Regions from separate parts of the Mus musculus genome. Here region 2 is linked to region 1. The links are chromatin loops, found by intact Hi-C in ENCODE. Cell type or tissue: left cerebral cortex. All regions are shown on one strand.

Region 1 (8,000 bases):
AGTCTCCCCACCAGAAACACAAGCCCATTAATCAGGGGAGCGATGGGAGCTTCTGCTACTCGAATGTATTTATAGTAATAACATTTTCTAAGTGTAATTTAAAAATGCAATTTTCAGCTCCTTAAATAATTATACAGTATGGCTTCTGACAGAGCCTATGGGTTATTCTCAAAGGATCATTCTTTGGAACTCTTTCAACAGATTATATCATCTGCAATAAATTCACAGTTAACTCAAGCTCTTGCAATACTTTTGTTGTTCATATCTACCAAGTTAAAGGGAAAGAAGTATGCATGACAAGTGCAGAAGTTGGAGCTAGAAGTGCAGGTTGTGTCCCAGGCTTGTGATGACGAGGAATGGGGTACACTGACAACATACATTGCTCGGTCCCTTGACAAAAATCAGTGTTTTAATGTTGAACAGCTCTGTGCAAGTGGCCCAAATGTTATGTAAGTTATGCAACTTGTTCTATTAAGGAGTTAATTCACTACATGGTGGGTAAGTAACTCTGCTTTCTGCAATGGCATCTTAATTATCTATACTAGAAGACAAATGGACACTTAGTCTAGTTAATAATTCAAAATTGAAACAGCAGCATACATCTCGTCAACTTTTGTGAAGCTTTGTATGATTTATCATGCAGTTGAACTTACCTTCCTAATAAGTTGTCCTAAGGTGACTATTCCAAAGGACAGAGAACACCTGAGCACAAATGAAAGACAAAAACAAACACCAAAAACACCAACAACTGTCCCTAGAAACAAGGAGTCAAGGAAAAAGTTGATCTAGAATTGAGAATTTTCCTTTAGATAGTTCTATGGTGGAGGTATTCAGTTGTGGAATAATTAATTTTCTCTAATGAATAAGATCTTTTATTTTTTTCCAGTATTGTTATTCAATACATCATTAGAAAATGGGATCATGTCTCAGTTTCAAAATGAGATGATGTATTATTCAGGTTATAAAATACTGGCAGAAAGTAAGATAATCCAAAAGACCATAATTGCTAACTATGGTAAAGATCAATTTATTTTATAGCAATTTATGTAATCTCTCAAAAAAGAGGTTGCTGTGTTGACAAGCTGAGATAGGAAAATTTATTACCAAGAGTCTTGTGGCCACTTACATTACCAAAGCCTATCTGATGTTACCCAAAATATAAATGAAGAATTTTGAAGCTGTTTTAATAAGCTCCTTTTCATGTCTTAATTCAAAGAACATAGCTGCCTTTTGTGTTTTGAATGACTCTTGGAAACACTCTATTGCTTTCTCCAGGAGTTGAAAGAGAAAATGGATGAGCTACTGCCCCTGATCCCAGTGTTGGAGCAGTACAAAACCGATGCAAAGCTCATCACACAGTTCAAGGAAGAAATTCGGAACCTGTCTTCAGTCCTCACTGGGATTCAGGAGGAAATTGGTGCCTATGACTATGAAGAACTTCATCAACGGGTCCTCAGCTTAGAGACCAGGCTTCGTGACTGCATGAAAAAGCTAAGTGAGTAGAGTTCTTTCATTGGCTTAAGTCATGACCTTCAGTTTCCATAGAGGCTATATTCTTAGAAAGAAAGAAGTTAGGGTAAAGGACCTAGTTATAGAGAGTCAGGCCTGAATTACAGGGCCAAGTGTCTCTTAGTCACGTGAGCATGGCTGAGAACTTTTGTTTAAGTTTCTGCCATCTCAACTCTCTGTGGCTTCCGATACTAGTGCTGTGGCTATAGGCAAGTGTGTTAGCTACAGAACTGGGTGGAGTTTGCCTTTTTCTAAATATGATACAGCCAGCCTTGTTTGGCTGGCAGAGAAAAAGCTTTCTTCTATTTGTTGTTGTTGTTGTGTTTTGGTTTTCTGTTTGTTTGTTTGTTTGGTTGGTTGGTTGGTTGTTTTAGTTTTTTAGATGTTTGTTTGTTTGTTTGTTTAGTAAATTAAATGACCAGGACTCAAACTAAAAGGCAATGTTCTCAGAAATAAATAAAATCTTTTCTGGAATAATTAAAAGATAAGAAGCATAATATACTTAAAATTATTATTTGCAGCAAACCAGGCTTCAGTGGATAAGTGCAAAAGTTTAAAATAAAACATGTGCGGTTACAAAAAAAATTTGGACACCATTTAAAATGTAACTCGGACGATTAAAAATAAGCCAAATATAAAATATTGCTTTAAATGAGTTACCACAACCACCAAAATACAGAACCAATTATGTGAGGAATTCCCACATCAGAGGCTCCACTATAATCATCTCAATTATCCCATAGGAATCACAAAAAATTAATTAAAGGAAATAGGGTGAATAGGAAGGTTTCATGAATGCATAGAAATTTTCAGCTCTTCTGTAACTGAAAAATATTTCTTTTCATGCTACATATTTTGATCCTAATTTTCTCTCTCCCAACTCTTCCTAATCCTCTTTATCTCCCTGTATCAAATTCAGGGTGTTGTGCTGGTTGAATTTAGTACTCTAACACATGTACTTCAGCAATCATATATAACTAACTAACATATCAGACTAAACATATCAAATAATAACATCATTATTCATCTTTCTTATTTAACAAGGTATTTGCTGTTTGCTTTAGCTGAGATGTACCTGTAAACACTGAATCAGGAGCAGTACCTTAGTATCTGTGAGGAACCGTCTCCAGAGCCCTCACAAATACCCAGGTTTACAATTGTGAAATCTTTTTTATATAGAATAGTATATAGCTTATGCATTCCTTCCCATATGCTTTCTGTAATTCCTAGATTCTTTCTAAACCCAATGGTGTCTAAATTTAATATAAACATGGATTAGGTAAAAATGACAAGAAAATTAGTCTATACATGCTTTCTACAGATGAAATTGTTTTCCAAATACTTTTCTTTCCTGCTTGTTTAAGTTGAAGATGTGAAACTCATGAAAATAAGGAGCAGACTGCAATTCTACTCCTTCACAAACTCTTTCCAATGTCAGAAGTCATTCTCTCCTTGATACTCAGTATAGAGACCAATTTTACAGAAAAAAATAATAATCTGACTTTTTGTCTGAAAAAAAAAAAATCCGATTCTGTTCTTTCTGTCACTTAAGTGGATTAGCCACTTAGTGAACATCTCTAAACAGAGAAATTTCAAACAGAAAAATCTACACAATACAGGGAAGGTAAGTTTAGATGATTGATGATATATGGATGATAGATATTATAGATATGCAGATAGATAAGTGACAGATAGATCACAGAGAGAGAGATAAAGATATAGATATATGGTAAAAGCATATGCATGGGTACATAATAGATAGATGGATATATATGTGTGGACAGAGAGAAACAGAACATGTGAAAGATAATTTTAAATATCATTTGCTATGTAATGACTGTGTTTTAATATTGCACAAGAATAATTTATTGCCATTGTGTTTCATGATGTGTACTTAATGAAAATAAAACATGAATTCTGCCATGTGATTTTTCTTTTCTTTTCTTTTAAACTTATTTATTTATTAGGTTGGATTTCTTATATAGTCTTGCTATGTAGCCCAGTCTGGTTTTAAGTTTCCATGCAGTTCAGGCTGGGCATAAGTTTGCAATGATCTTCTTGCCTCGTTCTAAGTATACACACACACAAACATATACACACATACACACACACACCAACAAAACAAACAAAATAGACAAACAAAAACATCAAATCATAGGATATCAGGAGGGAATGAAAACAATAATTAATTAACAATGTGTCCATTAACACAAAGGATAGAGAGTGAATATAATGAGTTCAATATGCCAATGGATCTAAAATCAGCTTACTATAATGCTCAGACACAGAGAGGGGGAGGGGGAGCCAGCAGTGTAGTATAACAGGCAAGAATATTCACTTCATCAATAGCATCTTTCCTCTTCACAAAAGCCACTCAACATACAGCTGGTTAGCAGAGGATAGAAATGAACTAGGCATTCAGAATAAAATTTCAACAATTGTGAATACATTTCCCTCAATTTTCTACCCCCAGAGGAGTTTGTTTGAAATTAAATGTCATGCGTACATCACATAAATCTGAAGACTAAAATCTACACCATCCTCATTTCAATCAAGGATCCACCCAATCAGTAAACAAGGCCCACAGGGAATTACAAGTCCTACAGGCTACAAAGGCACTATTCAGTTTATTTCTACAAAAGAATTAAAGGTTTAGAGAGAATAGAAATTAGACAAATGCTTCCACAGCGATACACCCTCTTGTCCTAGTGAAGTACAATGATATATATTTTTTTCTGAAGGATTTCACTCTTTCCTTCAAGGGACTGAATAGAATAAAGTCCCCTGTGCTTAATTAAATCATATCAGATTTCTCGACACACAGAATATAATTGTATGCATGTGAGAATATGCCCGAGCAAGCGTGGTTAAAAGTCTTACACACCCCTTGAGATCACCAAGAGATATTTAATGGAGATTATAACCAGGCTTTTCAGCCTGCCAGGCCCCCATCCCAAACCATTCCCTTGTGATGTTTTTACTTTAGGGCATGATTTGGTGCCCTCTAGTGAAAGAAGGGATCGATCCTTTTACTAAAGGAGCCATTTAAGGTCAAGGTGTCGATCTCTTACTATGCTATATATGGAGAGTTGTTTTTTACAATGGAAAACAATTTTTCTAAGTGCTAGTAGCCATGTTTATATACTCAGAAGATATTTTTGACTCCAAGATATGTGCTAGCCCTTTATAAGAAACTATCTCTCTGTGTAAACCAGCTCATCTGTAAGCAAGCACATAAGTAGGAGGTTGCAGCAAGACAGAGTACATACTGCTTTGACAAGTAGTATGCCAGATGTTTAATACATTTGTTTTAATCTCTGAAAGAACTCCGGGTTAGGCATTAGTATTGGTGATTTAATTAAAACGTGGACAAATTCATAAACTTCTATAGACTATAAGGTTTATAACAAGTCCACGTCTGTCTTAATTGAAAATTAGATATTGTTCCCACACATGACATCTTTTGTTGTGGTATATCCAGTCTTGGATATACACACAACATATCTCCAACACATTTGGAAAAATCAGTTTCTGCAAAGGTTTGAAGAGAGGATTTTATCATTAAAATAATTTATTTTTAACTCATATGACAATATGGTGTGTGTACATGTGGTGTGTGTGTGTGTGTGTGTCTATCACAACTCAGAGAGCATTTGAGGAAAGACAAATTATAAAAGCACTATGCTAGTTCTCACCTGTTTTTATATTGCATTATTATTAACTTTTTCTCTTTCCACAATGGGAATTTCAGTATCTCACTGTAAAATACCTAATAGTTTGTTCTATGTAACATTTAAAGGGAAAGACAGCAAAAATCTCAAGAGACTGGGGAAATTTTTAAAAAGTTAAGCTCTAGCTCACTGTGGTAGAAAAGTAAGATTTTAATCAGAAATCTAACATAGAAAAATTTGAGAATATGTCTCTAGATACAGTTGAAATACACCCCAAAAAGTCGTTTGAAATAATTTGCCAGAATCTGTCATATACACCCAAAAATATCCTCATGCCATGCACATGAGATTGATTCTTCCTGAGCTTTTGAACTGAAATAATTTTAGCCAAGGTTTTTAGTAATCAATAAACTTTACTATAAATTGATTATCATTAATCTTTCATATATTTATATACTCTTGTGACTATACTTAAATCACACAACATATATTCCCAGGAGAAAGTACAAATCTCTACATTATCATCGATTTCATTACACTACTGTCTATTCAGTTTTAGGTTTAAATATATTTTTACTTTAAGATATATTTCTAACTGAATTTATATTTGAAAGGTAAATGTATGAGTTAGAGTACTTCCTTAACTAAGAAGGTAAAAGTGTATTTTCTGAGAAAAGTTGAGTTATTATACACACACTTACTTGTTCTTATCCCCAGTGGAAGATCATTATAGCTAGCCCAATCCTTAGCAGCATAATCAGCAAGTCTGGGTACAAAGATCAAATTTAAATGATATAAGTATACATAATAGGTCTCCCAAAGTATGGCTGAAATAAACTTCCTATAAGAATTATAACAGACTGTAAAATTAAATCATGTGTATTTCTTACTACATGAGTTCCCCCATAGCCTTTAAGAAGAAAGAAATAATTTTCTGTCCATAGAAATAGTCCCTGCTCTAAGTTATATGTGTGGGTTTGGCCTAAAGATCCAAAGCTAGAAGCTCTTAGACTAAACTATAGTAAAGCACATTCATATGCTAAAGAAAAAGAAAAGAGAACACGTCAATGATCTAAACAAATTCCTCAGGCTGCGTCCTAAATTGTATCTTTTCCTCAAAGGGTGATAGGTGATAACTGAAATAGCTGCGTCCTAAATTGTATCTTTTCCTCAAAGGGTGATAGGTGATAACTGAAATAGAAAATGAATGCACAAAACTCATCAGAGAAATAAAATGACCACTTTTCTTAATAACTTATTCTATATTTTTTCTGCACATATAGAATATTGTCCATGCTGACATTTCCATAGGTCTCACTATAGACGGGGCGGGGGGTGGGGGGACGGGTGGTGGCAGGGGAAATCAATGAAGCAAGACTCCACCTCCTTCTGTCTTCATCCACCTTTATGTGAACATTTGTCTTCCAGGCACTTTGGGGAAATTATCTTTCCTGACTGGCTTCACTTGTTCTCTAGAAAGTGAGAGTAAAGACAATGATTCATTTGAACAAAAGCTAGCTTGGGAAAGTCATGGAACAAAAATCACTTATTGTTCTGTTTCACTTTTTTCAATGTTCCTTTAGACTGTGAAGATGCCTATATTTTTTTCATATGAAAGCCCATAAAATTATGACTGGGAAAGTAGCCAGTTTCATAAATTCCTGCAGATTTAATTCTACTGACTTTGACAAGATAAATTTCAGCCTCAGAAATCAATGACTTCGATTTCAAAGGAAGTTTCTCTTGGGAAGTAATCAACACTGAGAGATTGTCCAGTGTTGTTTGCTTCCAGGGGATGCCCACCTGAAAGTAACAGTATAGTGATGACTGCCACACGGCCACAGTGGAGACTTGTTATCTATCTACCTGTCTATCTGTCTATCTATCTATCTATCTATCTATCTATCTATCTATCTATCTATCTATCTATCTAATCTATTGATCTATCTATCTATCTATCTACCTACTATCTATCTATCTATCTATCTATCTATCTATCTATCTATCTATCTATCTATCTATCTATCTACCTGTCTATCTACCTATCTACCTGTCTATCTGTCTGTCTCTCTGTCTATCTATCTATCTATCTATCTATCTATCTATCTATCTATCTATCTATCTATCTATCTATCTACCTGTCTATCTATCTATCTATCTATCTATCTATCTATCTATCTATCTATCTATCTATCTATCTATCTATCTACTGGTTGGGTGGGCCATGACTACAGACAACACTTTGTCCCCCTTGGCATACAAAAGCTTCTTGGCCTTGACCGGGAATCAATTCAATGCACACTTAGCAGGAAAAACAAAACAAAACAAAACAAAATCACGTCAGACTTTAGACAGTCCTCTCCCGAAAGTGCATTATCGAATTGTATAATGATTCTAGAATGTGACATGTATGGGAAACCAGACTTGATACTGGATACCTTAGCACACCTAAGTACACAGGAAGAATTTTTGTTTCTGTGCCTCATTTTAATTTATACACGTACATATTAAAGGGTAAGTGGAGGCATGGTTACTTACAGATACTAAGTAAATTCAATTATTATCTACTTGTGGATTTTATTTACCTCATTTCAATTTTTAACAACTTTCATTGTTCCCTCTCTACCACATGATTCCTAGATATATACTTGTCTTTAGTAAATGACAGGAGAGACATAATTTCAATGAGCACATGCCTTCCTGCCCCGCCCCATCCCTCCTTATTTTTCCTAAAAAAAGACACGCCTGTTGCTGCCATTTGGTTTATCATTTTTCTTAAATCAACTCTCATTCAAATTATGATTTGTCAATTTCTACATA
Region 2 (8,000 bases), 200 kb before region 1:
TGTGCAGTGGCAAGTTTAGTAGAGCTTTGATTTATTACTGAACTTGATTGTTCGCTACAAATGACTGAGCTTCTCTTAAAGAAATGTGCTGTAAGTATGCTCTGATCATCTGTTTTCATTTGTATTATAATTACCATGCAGTGCTCAGTTTGGATCTCTAGATATCATCAACCTCTCCCATCAGTTCTTCCTGGCAGGCTTTCATACACTTTGTCTTATTAACTCTTTATTACAAATGCTACTCCAGTCCTGCAAAATGCAGAAAATACGTACTTATGGAAATATCTACATAAGAGTCTTACTTCAATTACTGATACTGTGAATCATGAGCTCAAAATATTTTGAGTGGAAAATGTTGTTACAAGAATACCTGTTGATCTTGAAGTTTAAAATTTATATGATGTTCTCATCTTACATTTTCTGTGTGCTTTAAGTACATCTTCCAACATTTAAGCTAGCTAATACTTTCTGTTGTTAGGTTCTTGTTTTTAAACAAAATGATTTTATAAGTTGCTTTAGGAAGAGGAAATATTTCTAAATACATGTTATAAAATTGTTTACCTAGTCTTAAAAGCATGCAACAGAATTACAAGCACTTAAGAATAAATAATAAACAATGAACATTCTGTAAACTGTCCCCATTTGGTAACTTAATTTTTAGTTCCTTAGTCTGATAGAAGTTTTTTTGATTGAGAATACAGATTCTAAATAGTATATATATAAATCACTGAAAAATAATTTCATGCTATGCCATGTTAATAATGAAATTAAAATTGTTTTAAAAAGCAGTTGTAAATAAAAAGCTAACATAAATATGCTTTTGAAAGTTATTGCAAAGTGAGTGAACACAACTCTGCAGTCTCAAGATAATGGTTTTTAATCTTTTTATTATAGAAAACATGTGAAGTTATAAATGTGGTTATTGGGTTGTTATTAAACACTAAACAATTTATCACATTTATTTTATTTTTATTATCTACAACCCACCACTTCATAATGAAAATTTCAAATACAGTTTGCTTTATGTCATCTACACTTTGTAGAAAAACACTAAACAAAGTAGTTATATACAGGCAGACATGATTACTATCATGTTTAAAAATAAATAATATAGTATGAAACATCTGTAGATATTGAATACCAACTGTGGTTTTCACATTGGGAATGGAGTAGTTTTAATGAAAATTTAGAGGACTTTTGTACATAGTATTTGTCTGATGCCTCAACTAATTTCTCTGCTTAATGTAAAAAGATACACAGGTAACTGGTTTGCAAACCTTCATTCTTAACTAAATATTACTTCTTTAAAAACCAATAGAAGCTGTATTGTGGGAGATGTGATTGAAGAGAATAGTTGTTCAAATGGCTGACAAATCTTCCTGCCTCTTCATCTCACTGATTGCATTTACATTGCTTAAGTTTTCCCCCATGTGATCAAATAATCCTTTTTATTAGATATTTTATTTATTTACATTTCTGATATTAACCCCTTTCCTGGTTTCCTCTCTAGAAATCCCCTATCCTATCTCCCCCCACCCCCTTGGCTTCTATGATAGTGTACTGGCTAGTTTTGTGTCAACTTGACACAGCTGGAGTTATCATAGAGAAAGGAGCTTCAGTTGAAGAAATGCCTCCATGAGATCCAACTGTAAGGCATTTTCTCAATTAGTGATCAAGGGGGGAGGTCCCCTTGTGGGTGGTGCCATCTCTGGGCTGGTAATCTTGGTTCTATAAGAGAGCAGGCTGAGCAATCCAGGGGAAGCAAGCCAGTAAAGAACATCCCTCCATGGCTTCTGCATCAGCTCCTGCTTCCTGACCTGCTTGAGTTCCAGTTCTGACTTCCTTTGGTGATGAACAGCAGTAATGTAAGCTGAATAAACCTTTTCCTCCCCAACTTGCTTCTTGGTCATGATGTTTGTGCAGGAATAGAAACCCTGACTAAGACAGATAGTGTTTCCCCACCCACCCATCCACTCCCACCACCGTGCCCTGGCATTCCCCTACATTGGGGCATCGAGCCTTCGCAGGGCCAAAGGCCTCTCCTCCCACTGATGCTCAACAAGGCCATCCTATGCTACATATGAGTCTGGAGCCGTGGTTTCTTCCATGTGTACTCTTTGATTGGTGGTTTAGTCCCTGGGAGCTCAGGATGGGGGGCGGTTCTGGATGGTTAATATTGTTGTTCTTTCTATGGTGTTGCAAACAGTTTTAAACAAGTAGTATAGTATGAGTATAGTCATATATTTCACAATGAGTAGCAGTGTCTTGCTTTTCCTTGCCCATAGATTTCCCCCTCATTCACCTGCATGTGACTCAGCTCTAGGAAAAACAAAAACAAACAAACAAACAAAAAACAAAACAAAAAAAACACCCTCTTTTAGGTTAGTTCAAAGCTTACAAATCATTTACTCTGCCATCTGCTATGCGCCCCTCATGGATATTGTGTTTTCCTCAGATGCAACTACAGATTAGATTGACCTGGAGACTACATATCTGGGTATTTATACGTGGATATGAGGAGATATTTCAGTTGGGGTGACTAATGAAGTATATCTGTACAAAAGGAAAATGCAAAGCCACTTTAATTATTCCTGCAATGTATTTTCAGGTTTGCAGTAGACCCCCTCCCCCAATAAAAGTGCCCATTTCTTAACCCAAAATATTTTCCAGTTAAGTATTTATAAGTAGCCATACACATTTCTAAATAAAAAAATAGAAGTCTATTATTTTTAACATGTGCCTTAAATAGAATAACTACAATGTCAGTTCACTTGAAAACTTTGTCTAAAGCACCAAATTTTAAAACAAGTCCTCTGTCAATGACAGAAGGTTCCAGTGCAGTGCCTGTTTCATAATACCGTGTACAGCTGACTCTCTGCAGCTCAAGTTGCCAGCAAAGGCTGAACTGGAGCGTAAGTCCTTTGGTTAACAAATTCCCTCAAAACACCACCCGCCCCCCAACGTACAAAACCCCAGTAGCTGTAGTGATGTCATATCCGTTGTTCAGGTCTCCACACCTCTCAGCAATCACTCTCTTTATCCTTTTGAGTCAAAACTTTTGAGGTGGGTTGGCTGTCTAACAGAAGGGGAGAAGGTAGACCGGGGCGCACCAGGTGGAGGCGCTTCAGCACCTCGGCCAGCACCCGCGGCAGCCTGTCCCAGCCTTTTGAGCTCCAGGACTCCCCACTCTGAGATGCCTGCGGAATGATCGCCCCCCAGGGCGGCTGCCTCTGCTGCCGCTGCTGCTACTGCCGCTGCCGCCGCCGCCTCTGCCTCTTTCCACTCTTCTCTGACTGGCAGGCAGAAAGTGCAACTGACGTGGGAAAGGTCTCCGCAGTGAGTGAAGTGGCTACATAAAACAGAGTAAAGAGAGGCAAAAACCCACATCAGAATGCAGGCGAGGTCCAGCTTTCTCAACCTCCTTCTTCTGTCTTTACTTGCTGGATTAGATCCTTCCAAGGTAGGGGCAATATTTTGACTCGTTTAAAATAAATGTGCAAAATGTAACGACCTGATCAAGATGCGGGGGGGGATGTCCAAAACGACATGGGGGACTGTTCTTTCAGCGACCCTGTGGTGTCTAATGCATCCACGCTGCTTGGAAGATAACAAGGTGAACTATCAGAGGGCTAGCTTCTTAAGGTAGTGTCCTGGTGTGAGGGGGGAGGGACCAGAGTGAAGATAATGTACATGGGTAGCAGGCAATGCGGTTCTCCGGGGAATTTAGCTTATTCGCTGTCCAGCTGCTTAATGTTCTCTTTTGAAGTAGGACGGGCCATGCAAGGGAGTTTGCAGCAGAAACAATGCAGTTTATAAGCCTGTATTTGTGTTAGATGGTGAGCTGTCTCTTTGTTGAAAGCAGGGAAGCGTTTTCCAGCTGATGCTGGTCAATAATACTCCCATCGCCGATGTGCTGAGGTTTGTGTCCAAAACATAGGGGAGGCAGCTTGTAACCTAGGACAGAACAGCAAAGCTACACTCTGCATTGCCAAGAGACATCGTGAGAGGGACTTTATGTGTCTTTCCTTTTACTGAAAAAAAGATTAGGGAACCCCAAGGAAGTTCTGTGATCTGTGTTAGGAGACAGGAAGTAAGAAGCCTGTTAAACTAAGGAGGGCAATAGAAAGGATGAGTTACGATATAGCTGTGGAACTCTGTAAATTATCCAGCAATGAAAGTGAACGCTCAGCTTATCTGGTACAAAGCAGGGAGCGATGCAACTATGTTTTTAGCGATATGTGAGGAAAGCCTATATGGTCATTTCTGAGAGGCAAGCATTCGAAGAAAAACATAGTTCTCTAGAGTAAGGGATAAGGCAACTGCTAGAATAAGGTACGAAAAGCATTTATGATCTGCATACTTATTTGATGGACAGCAATGTGACATGATTGGGGAAATGATGCTGTATTCTAAAAGTCATCCAATACTGTGTTTTGAATTCTTTAAAATTATTTTATGAATTGACATTGCCTGTGTAATTAATGGAAACAATTAACTATAGCGAAGGTGTAACTAACTGTGATCTATTACTGGTTGTGATATTTCAAAGCCTACCCTAGTATATGATTAAAAAAAAGTATAATGGTATAATATTTTCACAGGCTTTTCATATAATAGGCTTTTCATATTTAATATTTAGAAAGATCTGAGAAAAATAAAACAATTTTATTCTAAACCTATAGTAGTCTTGACACTGACATTTTGAAAGCTTCAAACAGTGTGTGAGAGCCATGTTAACAAGCATAATGGTATATACTAAGGTATAGCTATTAAGCATTTTACACCAGATAAAACATCATTGTTTTGTTTATATATTATTTACTTTTCCCTTTATGTCCCTGCCCTCATAGTAGCATAATCCATTCTGCTTCTCATCTATCTAATTTAGAATATCTTATAAAATATACATCAAAAAACACAATTAACAAATTAGTACAGAATAAATTCTTGGACTTAAAATGGGCTATGGCTTTCTATGAGAATTTGAAACTGTGGGCTCTTAATGACAGCTGTATGATTGATTGGATAAGTCTGGGATCTTTAGTGTATAAATACAATCATTGTTTGCAGTTACTTCATAATATCTTATTACATATAGACTTGATTTCCCCAAATAAGCATTTCTGCTTTGGTTAATTTGATCTTTGTTAATTTTTATGACATATGATTATTCAGTGGTTTAAAACTTTCCAACTAGGTCAGTCTGAACTCTGAATGCCTGGTAGCACTGAGATGAGAAATCCGGGGGAGAAGAGAAACCTATCCACTTTTCAAACTGTGCTCAGTTTAAGATGTTTCAAAAGAGTATTAAAAGGCCATATCATGGCATTTTGTTCCATATTATATGAAATAACAGATAATATTAAAAACTTAATACTAAGTAATTTAATTTCCAAATGTTTTGGATTTGTCGAAAAAATATCATTTTTGTGAGAGCAAATAGAGCCCAATATTATGTTTCGCCAAACTATTTTTATTTAACAAGCTGTTAAACAAAATTAAATAAATCAAATAAAACATTCAAGTAGTAGCACTGGGTTGTCAAAATAATCGTCACCTCGTCTATGAACTTTATATGTCCTCAACTTTAATTTAGTTCTGACTAGGTTAAAAGTTTAGGGTTTTAAAGATCATGATTGTTGTAAAATTTACATGTGATGAAATTAAAATTTAGCAAGATAGTACCTCAGATGACTGCACTTTGGGGGGGTGCACCAACATTTCTTAAGAAATACCATTAAAATAACTAGAAATTCTAACCATATGCTGCTTGTATGTTGGAATAATACTATGCCAGCATACAATTAAAAAAAAACAAACTTATTTTTTGTGATTCTCTACCATCATGTACTCTGTGTTTACTAAAAATATCAAAATAATTATATATGGATGCAGGTAAAATGATACAATAGGAGATCTCTTGAAATTTGAAAATATTTTAAGGTATAAGTTTCTACCTACATCATCTAGCTCCATTCTACATCTCTCTGTGTTGTTTAACTTTTTAATAAATGATAATTTGCTATCACTAGGACCAATTCTGCCAACTCAACTATAAAAGACTATATATATGTGTGTGTGCGTGTGCGTGTGCGTGTGCGTGTGCGCGCGCGCGCGCGCGCGCGCGCGTGTGTGTGTGTGTGTGTGTGTGTGTGTGTGTGTGTGTGTGTGTGTGTATACCTGCTTTATGGATCCCCTGCCTTGTGATTGGAGTGTACTCCACATTTTGCATATACTAAATTTTGTTCTTCTCATCTAATGCACTACAGAATTGGAAAAATTAGCATTTCCTAGCCAAAGGGAGGCAATTTGCCACTAATTAGTTATTTGTATTTTTATATAAAAATATTGATTTTTCCTCCGTAAATGTATGCGAATTATATTTTCTTAATTAAAGTCTAATTAATAAGGTTCCAGATCCTTCTAGAAAAGCATAAACTCAAGAGCATATGTCATTACCTATTTTAAGAGGGGGCAATCAGTTCCATTGTAATAGAATTTCTAAATTATGGGGGATATCCATCATCCCCAACACACTAGTAAAATGTTAAACCTGAAACCTGTACAAGATTGCTTAATTTTCCCTTTCATGACAAAGGAGTGTATCTGAATAGGAAGTTCCTGACAGTGACTGCTAGATGGCTCTCTGTGCTTTTAAACTGAAGGCAGTGAGTTCAGTAATGACCTTGATAGGAGAGTGGGCTTCTTCACTCCTTTAGAAAAAAAGAAAATTAAACAGATCATTATTTGAACATTATAGCAAAACACAATACCCATGAATTTGAACCATAGAATGTTCTCCTCTGCAGTGCTGAAACATGATGATAGGATATGGTAAATATGTCAGAATAGGCTTCAAACAGAGCATTTATACTGAATCCCCACTTGGTGAACACTTCAAGCAGGTAACATGAGCTACATATTGTTGAGTTGGCTGGACTTCACAAAAAATATGTATTATATTATAAATATTTTGTAAAATGTACTTGCTAAGGGAATATTGCTTGAATTGAGGATGCATACAATCTTATCACTAAAACTAATAATGTTTTGAACTTAGCACCATGAAGCTAGTTCACGTCACAAACAGCAACTGTAACTATGATTCAGCAGTTATCATAGTACCAAACAGGCTTGCTCTATCCAAGACAGCAAAGCAATCAGGACTCTTACTCTAAACAATAAAATTCTGTGGAAGTCATATGAGTATAATGAGAACTAAGGAATTTTCAATAGTTCTATTGCTTAATGTTTCAAAGTGTCTATTCAAAATGATCAGCCTACATTAGAACAGAAGACATACTGATGGCGTTCGGCAAGACTATACAGTTACACACAAGAAACCATAATATTATAACTATCTAGAATTCAAGGTAACCCATCTATATTTTGAAAGAGCAATTCCCACTCTCACTTTGTCTAAGTCTTCTGTAACCTAATTGAACTTTCACTTTGGAAAAATAAATACTATTTCTTACTCTTCTTTCAGGAAAGTTGAAAAGGTTAAAATGGCGCAGATCACCTTAATTTTTTTCTCTTAAAAAGTTATTTCTTGTATCTTTCCAACTGGTTATTGTGTGTTCACTGCTCACTGTCAGAGGGAAGCACACACATTCTATTCCTTACTTTTCTCTTGATAATATGTGTATATCTTCATGACATTGTGGCGAAACATGATATGAAGACTCCTAATATGAAACTAGGAGCCAAGATATTCTTTTGTTTGTTCATGTATAGATACTTCTTCATATGGATATTGGCAGATACGCAAGGAGTGTTGCAATCATGCATTTGTCTGTGCCTCTGTGGTGATCAGAGGTTAATGTAGGGTATTTTCCTTGGTCATGCTTCACATGTTTTCTACTTAGGCATGGTTTTTTCACTGAACTCAGAGCTTGCTCATATGATTCAGATAGCTAGCCAGTTTGCCCAAGAAATTCTGTTTCTCCTGCCAGAGTGTGCTGAGGTTGCTGGCACCCAGGCGGTCCATCACATGAACA

What was found. Hi-C counts contacts between places; a loop is a spot of excess contacts. Peaks named below come from ENCODE experiments on the same cell type or tissue, not always from the same donor. Only the 100,000 strongest peaks of a DNase experiment are listed, where the experiment ranks them.
Region 2: a loop joins it to region 1, with 4 times the contacts of the local background. A loop is called at or near these places in 4 of 42 quality-filtered maps.

What each region holds. Positions count from the first base shown.
Region 1 is chr3:115,100,529-115,108,528 of GRCm38, forward strand. It overlaps Olfm3 (olfactomedin 3), which reads left to right. Exons shown (of 6, transcript NM_153157.3): 4 at 1,276-1,495. Among named protein-coding and RNA genes, the nearest start is that of Olfm3, 24 kb to the left of the region's middle. In left cerebral cortex, a CTCF peak has its summit at 4,496 (motif pointing left); a DNase peak (open chromatin) is centred at 4,482.
Region 2 is chr3:114,901,092-114,909,091 of GRCm38, forward strand. It overlaps a transcript of Olfm3 not described here. Among named protein-coding and RNA genes, the nearest start is that of Gm23750, 81 kb to the left of the region's middle. In left cerebral cortex, CTCF peaks have their summits at 3,110 and 6,644; DNase peaks (open chromatin) are centred at 3,104, 3,706, 4,007 and 6,714; H3K4me3 peaks cover 2,341 bases; H3K27ac peaks cover 1,383 bases.